Regions from separate parts of the Homo sapiens genome. Here region 1 is linked to region 2. Evidence: read pairs that join two places in POLR2A ChIA-PET (ENCODE). Cell type or tissue: Panc1. All regions are shown on one strand. Region 1 overlaps CLIP2 (CAP-Gly domain containing linker protein 2). Region 2 overlaps LOC107986742 (a long non-coding RNA gene).

The links. ChIA-PET counts read pairs that join two places held together with the same protein. Peaks named below come from ENCODE experiments on the same cell type or tissue, not always from the same donor. Only the 100,000 strongest peaks of a DNase experiment are listed, where the experiment ranks them.
Region 1: POLR2A ChIA-PET joins it to region 2 with 7 read pairs; 8 of 35 experiments call an interaction of 5 or more read pairs at or near these places.

What each region holds. Positions count from the first base shown.
Region 1 is chr7:74,332,757-74,336,756 of GRCh38, reverse strand. The region is part of intron 2 of CLIP2 (CAP-Gly domain containing linker protein 2); the gene reads right to left. Among named protein-coding and RNA genes, the nearest start is that of CLIP2, 45 kb to the right of the region's middle. In Panc1, no CTCF peak of the experiment used is centred here; no DNase peak of the experiment used is centred here.
Region 2 is chr7:74,277,373-74,281,372 of GRCh38, reverse strand. LOC107986742 (a long non-coding RNA gene) reads left to right here. Exons shown (of 2, transcript XR_001745024.2): 2 at 1-518. Among named protein-coding and RNA genes, the nearest start is that of CLIP2, 10 kb to the left of the region's middle. RefSeq lists an enhancer at 1,857-2,487. In Panc1, no CTCF peak of the experiment used is centred here; a DNase peak (open chromatin) is centred at 1,582; H3K4me3 peaks cover 653 bases; H3K27ac peaks cover 3,594 bases.

The sequences.
Region 1 (4,000 bases), 55 kb before region 2:
GATGAGAAAACTGAGGCTCAGAGATATCAGGTGCTTCACCTGAGCTCCCAGACAATAGGCAGCAGGACTGATTTGGTTTGGCTGTGTCCCCACCCAAATCTCATCTTGAATTGTAGCTCCCATAATTTCCACGTTTTGGGAGGTACCCAGTGGGAGCTTAATGAATCACAGGGGTGGTTTCCCCCATACTGTTGTGGTGGTAGTGAATAAGTCTCACGAGATCTGAAGATTTTATAAGAGGTTTCCCCTTCTGCTTGGCTCTCATTCTCTCTTGTCTGCCGCCATGTAAGACGTGCCTTTTGCCTTCTACCATGATTGTGAGGCCTCCCCAGCCACATGGAACTGTGAGTCCATTAAACTTCTTTTCCTTTATAAATTACCCAGTCTCATGCTGAGCATGGTGGCTCACGCCTATAATCCCAGCACTTTGCGGGGCCAAGGTGGGCGGATCACTTGAGGTCAGGAGTTCGAGACCAGCCTGGCCAACATGGGGAAACCCCATCTCTACTGAAAATACAAAAATTAGCCAGGCGTGGTGGCATATGCCTGTAGTCCCAGCTACTTGGGAGGCTGAGGCAGGAGAATTGCTTGAACCCAGGAGGCGGAGGTTGCAGTGAGCCAAGATGGCACCATTGCACTCCAGCCTAGGTGACAGAGCAAGACTCTATCTGAAAGAAAAGAAAAGAATAGAAAAGAAAAAAGAGAAAAGAAGAGAGGCCAGGCGCAGTGGCTTACGCCTGTAATCCCAGCACTTTGGGAGGCCGAGGCGGGCGGATCACGAGGTCAGGAGATTGAGACCAACCTGGCTAACATGGTGAAACCCTGTCTCTACTAAAAATATAAAAAATTAGTCAGGCGTGGTGGTGGGCGCCTGTAGTCGCAGCTACTCAGGAGGCTGAGGCAGGAGAATGGCATGAACCCGGAAGTCGGAGGTTGCAGTGAGCCGAGATCGCGTCACTGCACTCTAGCCTGGGCGACAGAGTGAGACTCCATCAAAAAAAAAAAGAAAAGAAAGAAAGAAAAGAAAGAAAGGAAGGAAGGAAGAAAAAAAGAAAGAAAAAAAGAGAAAGGAAGGAAGCAAGGAAGGAAGGAAGGAAGGAAGGAAGGAAGGAAAATAAGCCAGGCACAGTGGCTCACACCTGTAATCCCAGCACTTTGGGAAGTTGAGGCAAGTGGATCACTTGAGCCCAGGAGTTCAAGAACAGCCTGCACAACATAGCAAGACCCCCATCTCTTATAAATAAATAAATAAATGAATAAATAAGCCAGGTGCAGTTATGCAGCCTGTAATCCCAGCTACTCGGGAAGCTGAAACAGGAGGATGACTTGAGCCCAGGAGGTCAAGACCAGTGTGGGCAACATAGCAAGACCCTGTCTCTACAAAAAATAAATATAACAAAATAAAATAATTAAGATAGCAGCTGCATTTATGAAGTGCCAACTGCATGCTCCTCAATGGACAGGGCACTTTTTTTTTTTTTTTTTTGAGATGGAGTCTCGCTCTGTTACCCAGGCTGGAGTACACTTGTGCAATCTCGGCTCACTCCAACCTCCACCTCCTGAGTTCAAGTGATTCTCCTGCCTCAGCCTCCCGAGTAGCTGGGATTACAGGCATGCACCACCACGCTGGGCTATTCATTATAAGAATACATCATATTTTTACCTTGCAGATTTGGAAACAGAGGGTAAGGTCACTCAGGCCGAGTAGGACACCCAGCTAGTCTGGCTTCAGAACCCTCCCTCTTTTGTTTTTTTGAGACAGAGTCTCACTCTGTTGCCCAGGCTGGAGTCCCCAGGCTGGAGTGCAATGGTGCAATCTCTGCTCACTGCAATCTTCGCCTCCCAGGTTTAAGCAATTCTCATGCCTCGGCCTCCAGTGTAGCCAGGATTATAGGTGCGTGCCAGCACACCAGGCTATTTTTTTTTTTTTTTTGTATTTTATTAGAGACGGGGTTTTGCCATGTGGTAAGGCTGGTCTCAAACTTCTGGCCTCAAGTGACCCTCCTGCCTTGGCCTCCCAAAGTGCTGGGATTATAGGTGCAAGCTACCACGCCCAGCCAGAACCCTCCCTCTTGACCACACGCACAGTGGGTGCCTGGCAGGTGCCAGCTCCTACCCCATATCCATTTCTAGGGCACTTTCCTATGCAGAGAGAGCTCTGTGACCTCTGCTAACTGAACAGAACCACTGTAGCCCAGCTAAGGTCTGTTTCTACCTGCCCTCTGTGCTTAGAGCCCAGAGAAGGGTCCCCAGGTCGAAGGTGACCCAGCATGGCTATTCTTGGTGAGAAGCTGCCTGCTCAGCTGTCCTTGTCCCCAGCTGTCCGGGCCCAGGCGGACCCTCAGGTAATCTCTCCCCGACTCCCTCCCCTCCCAGGGGTCACAGGCCCAGGGACCAGTTGTTTCAACAGCTGCAAAAATCCAAGCCACGAGCCCATGGCAACTGCACGTGATACTTCGCTTCATTCTTCCTCTGAGTAGTGGGACTCTCGGCTGCCCCCGCATCACAGGGACAAAACGCTCATCAAATTCCATGCACGCTGAGACATTTTCAGCTTCCTGCAGTTGAGAAACCATGGGAAATTCCCTATCCCTCCAGGGAGTCATCAGTGACATACTGGCTTGGCCAGGGCGAGCCAAGTCTGGCCTTCCCAGATGTGTGCCTCAGTTTCTCCATGACATAACAAAGGACTAGGTCAGAAATAGCTAAGGTCCTTTCCAGCGCTGACATTCTCCATGTCCTACGTCTCCTCCCAGGGGAGCCAATGTATATACGATGGAGTTTTTGAAACCTGGTTAACAGGAGCTTCCTCGGTCCATATCCTCGCAGGCCAAAGGCAAGCTGTTTGGGAGCTCCCTGTGGGCACAGCCTGGGCCTCACTGCCCTCTGAGTTCCCCAGCAAACCCCCGCGAAGGCAAAGAGCCACTAGTGACTTCCAGCTGGGCCCAGCAACACAGACTTAAACCTCACATGAGGCTGGGCACCATGGCTCATGCCTGTAATCCCAGCACTTTGGGAGGCTGAGACAGGAGGATTGCTTGAGGCCAGGAGTTTGAGACCAGCCTGGGTAACACAGTGAGACCCTGTCTCTACAAAAAAATACAAAAATTAGCCAGCCATGGTGGCTCGCTCCTGTAGTCCCAGCTACTCGGGAGGCTGAGGCAGGAGGATTGCTTGAGCCCAGGGAGTGGAGGCTGCAGTGAGCCATGATCTCATCACTGCACTCCAGCCTGGGCGACAGAGCGAGACCTCATCTCCAAAAGAATTAAAATAGGCTGGGCAAGGTGGCTCATGCCTGTAATCCCAGCACTTTGGGAGGCCGAGGTGGGTGGATCACCTGAGGTCAGGAGTTTGAGACCAGCCTGGCCAACATGGTGAAACCCCATCTCTACTAAAAATACCATAATTAGCTGGGCGTGGTGGCAGGTGCCTGTGATCCAAGCTACTTGGGAGGCTGAGGCAGGAGAATCGCTTAAGCCCAGGAGACGGAGGTTTCAGTGAGCTGAAATCGCATCACTGCATTCCAGCCTGGGCGACAGAGCAAGACTCTGTCTCAAAAAAAAATTAAAATAAACCTCCTACATGCAGTTGATTTATTCCCCAGACAGTGATTCCCACCCAGACAAGAGCCACAAAGGAATTTACTGCAAGTTTCAAGTTCAAAGCATGACAAGGGCCTAAGGACACGGTGCAGGGTGGCTGCAGCTGGTGGCGTGGTCCTGCAGCCGGTGGGGATAAAAAGGGCGCCCAGATGACGCATTCTCCCCTCCGCCTGCGAGGACGCGGGTCCTGCCCTGCCTGTGGAGGTGGGGACTGGCTTTTCCTGCTCAATCTCATCAGGAGGGACCCCAATTCCTGAGGACCTACTAGGTGCCAGACTCTGTGTCAGACACTGGACAAGAGGCATGGCCAAACGGGGCCCGGCAAGGGGGTGGAGTGGGGATGCCAGCAACTACAATTCAGCTTGCCACGCCATGTGCGTAACTGAGGAAGGAACCCA
Region 2 (4,000 bases):
TCACTGGGCTGGTGCCCTGGGCAGGGAGGAACACCAGCATGTGGCCTCAGACCTCAGAGTCCTTTCTGCTCGCTCATTGACCTGTTTGCAACTCTGGACTCACAGCCGACGTTGCAAACTGAGGTTCCTGGAGTAATTCTAACCCTTTGGGAATCGCCCCACCCCCAGACTGTGAGCACACCAAGGGCATGATCCATCTGTCCAGGCCACCCTTGTGTGCCACTGGATGCATGAAGGAATGTTGACATCAGCCTAAGGTCCTGCGTCAGCTCCCAGTAGCCTGATGTCAGGACCTCAAATGCAGGCTGAGAAGAGAACATAGGAGATGGGCCTTTTATAAGGCCAACCAGAAGGTCAGAAGACTTGGGCTCCAGCCGGATGCGGCGACTCACACCTGTAATCCCAGTACTTTGGGAGGTCGAGGTGAGAGGATCACTCGAGGCCTGGAGTTTGAGACCAGCCTAGGCAACACAGTGAGACCCCATCTCTAAAAAAATTAAAAAATTAGCTGAGTGTGATGGTGCATGCCTGCAGTACCCGCTATTCAGGAGGGTGAGGTGGGAGGATTGCTTGAGCCCAGGAGGTCAAGGCTGCAATGAGCTATGATCACACTCCAGACTGGGCAACAGAGAGAGACCTTGTCTCAGAAAAAAAAAAAAAAAAGAGAGAGAGAGAGGAGGAGGAGGCTGGGTGCAGTGGCTCACACCTGTAATCTAAACACTTTGTTTGTTTGTTTGTTTGAGAGGGAGTCTCACTCTGTCGCCCAGGCTGGAGTTCAGTGGCGCGATCTCAGCTCACTGCAACCTCTGCCTCCCAGGTCAAGCGATTCTCCTGCCTCAGCCTCCCGAGTAGCTGGGATTATGGGCACATGCCACCACGCCCAGCTAATTTTTGTATTTGCAGTAGAGACAGGGTTTCACCATGTTGGCCAGCATGGTCTTAAACTGCTGACCTCAGGTGATCTGCCCACCTTGGCCTCCCAAAGTGCTGAGATTACAGGCGTGAGCTACTGCACCTGGCTTTGTAATCCCAACACTTTGAGAGGCCAAGGTGGGAGCACTGCTTGAGGCCAGGAGCTTGAAACCAGCCTGGGCAACATAATGAGACCCCGTTTCTACAAAAATAAACAAATTAGCCGGGCATGGTAGTGCATGCTTGTAGTCCCAGCCACTCAGCAGGCTGAGGCTGGAGGATTGGTTGAGCCCAGGAGTTCAAGGCTGCAGTGAACCATGATTGGGTCACTGCAACAGAGGGAGACCCAGAAAGAAAGAAAGAAAGAGAGAAAGAGAGAAAGGGGGGGGGAGGGGGAGGGGAGAGGAGGGGAGGGGAGGAAACACCAGGAATTTGCATGCACAGAGGAAGGCAATATGAGGACAGAGCAAGAAGGCAGCTGCCTGCAAGCCAAGGAGAGAGGCCTCAGGAGCAACCAACCTCACCAACACCTTGACCTTAGACTTCCAGCCTCCAGAACTGTGAGAAAATAACTTTGTGTTGTTTGAGCCACTCAGCCTGTGGTATTTTACTATGGCAGCTCAAGCTGACTCATGCACCAGGAATTTCCACGGGACTGTGTCACACTTGCAAACGTCATCTGTGACTATCCGGGTGGGAGGACAGCAGATCTGGGGACTGGGCTCTGCAGCCTTCCCAAATGCAGCTTCCTGTGATTCCATTCTTCCACTTTGGCAGTCGAATGAGTCAGTGGAAGATTTGCAAACACGGAGCTAAAGGAAGATCTGGAAAGGAGGAGATGCACCGGGGAGTGTGAAGGGCATTTGGAGCCCAAGCCCGTCCTTTCCCAGGCCCCTGGAGCCCACCCAGCTAACCACAAGCACCACTGAAATCCACCAGAGCAATAGGAAAATTAGCTGGGTGCAGTGGCTCATGCTGTAAAACCCAGCTACCTGGGACGCTGAGGCACGAGAATCACTTGAACCCAGAAGGTGGAGGTTGCAGTGAGTGGAGATCACACCACTGCACTCCAGCCTAGGCAACAGAGTAAGACCCTGTCTAAAAAAAAAAAAAAAAAAAAATGGGCGCGGTGGCTCAAGCCTGTAATCCCAGCACTTTGGGAGGCCAAGGGGGGTGGATCACCTGAGGTCAGGAGTTCAAGACCAGCCTGGCCAACACGGTGAAACCCCGTCTCTACTAAAAATACAAAAATTAGCTGGGCGTGGTGGCAGGCACCTGTAATCCCAGCTACTCCCGGAGGCTGAGGCAGGAGACTTGCTTGAACATGGGAGGTGGAGGTTGCAGTAAGCCGAGATTGCACCATTGCACTCCAGCCTGGGGTATAAGAGTGACACTTCGTCTCAAAAAAAAAGAAAGAAAGAAAAGAAATCAACCAGGGTCCCAGGGTGAAAATGAATTCAGCCAAACAAAATTCTTTTATTTCTTTTTTTTGTTAGAGATGAGGGTCTTGCTTTGTTGCCCAGGCTGGAGTGCAGTGGTACGATCATAGCTCACTGCAGCCTGGAACTTCTGGGCTCAAGTGATCCTCCCACCTCAGCCTCCCAGATAAGCGGGAGGGACTACAGGCAAGGACCACCATGCCTGGCTAATTTTTTAAATTTTTCTGTAGAGACGAAGTCTTGCTATGTTGCCCAGGCTGATCTTGAACTCCTGAGCTCAAATGATGCTCCCACGTCAGTCTCCCAAAGCGTTGAAATTACAGGCATGAGCCACTGCACCCCGCCAGATGTTTTGTTGTTGTTGTTGTTTTGTTTTGTTTTGTTTGAGATGGAGTTTTGCTCTTGTCGCCCAGGCTGGAGTGCAATGGTGCAATCTCAGCTCACGGCAATCTCTGCCTCCCGGGGATTCTCCTGCCTCAGCCTTCTGAGTAGTTGGAATTACAGGTATGTGCCACCAGGCTCGGCTAATTTTCTGTATTTTTAGTAGAGACGGGGTTTCACCATGCTGGTCAGGCTGGTCTCGATCACCTCAGGTGATCCACCCACCTTGGCCTCCCAAAGTGCTGGGATTACAGGCATGAGCCACCGTGCCTGGCCTCGCCAGATGTTTACTTCTTTTCAGTGGCTTGGTTTGGGCTACAGTTTTTTGTTTTTTTTTTTTAAGATAGAGTCTCACTCTGTTGCCCAAGCTGGAGTGCAGAGACATGATCTTGGCTCATTGCAACCTCTGCCTCCTGGGTTCAAGCGACTCTCTTGCCTCAGCCTCCCGAGTAGCTGGGATTGCAGGTGCTCACCACCACGCCTGGCTATTTTTTTTTTTTTTTGTATTTGTAGTAGAGACAGGGTTTCACTATGTTGGCCAGGCTGATCTCGAACTCCTGACCTCAGGTGATCTGCCCGCCTCAGCTACAGTCTTAAGCGAGGAGCTGGGTCATTCTGCTATGGGGCAAAGTGGGGTGCAATATCTTCCTTTGTGACTCAGTTTCCGATATGTTAAGTCTATACACCCGTACATTTATTGAATGTAGATTCTCATTTGAATTCCTCTGGGGACAGTCCTTGAGTGAAAACACAAACCCATTCACTCTGGGAATTCCTGCTCCCTGAGCACAGGTGCAGGCTGCAAAGACACAGTCACCTGTGAAACATGCGGATGCCCCCAGGCCTGGGGTCAGAGGCCCTGGAGGAAGTCAGGGGGGCTGCCACAAATCAAGCAGTTTTTCCTTGCCAAAGGACCCCCAACAGCCCAGCCTGGCCAACATGGCATAGCCCCATCTCTACCAAAAATACAAAAATTAGCCAGGCATGTTGGCGCACATCTGTAATCCCACCTACTTGGGAGGGTGAGGCAGGAGAATGGCTTTGAGGTTTGGAGGTGGAGGCTGCAGCAAGCCAAGATCGTGCCACTGCACTCCAGCCTTGGTGACAGGGGGTCTGTCTTAAAAAAAGAAAAAAGGCTGGGCGCGGTGGCTCACGCCTGTAATCCCAGCACTTTGGGAGGCCGACGTGGGCGGATCATGAGGTCAAGAGATGGAGACCATCCTGGCTAACACGGTGACACCCTGTCTCTCCTAAAAATACAAAAAAAA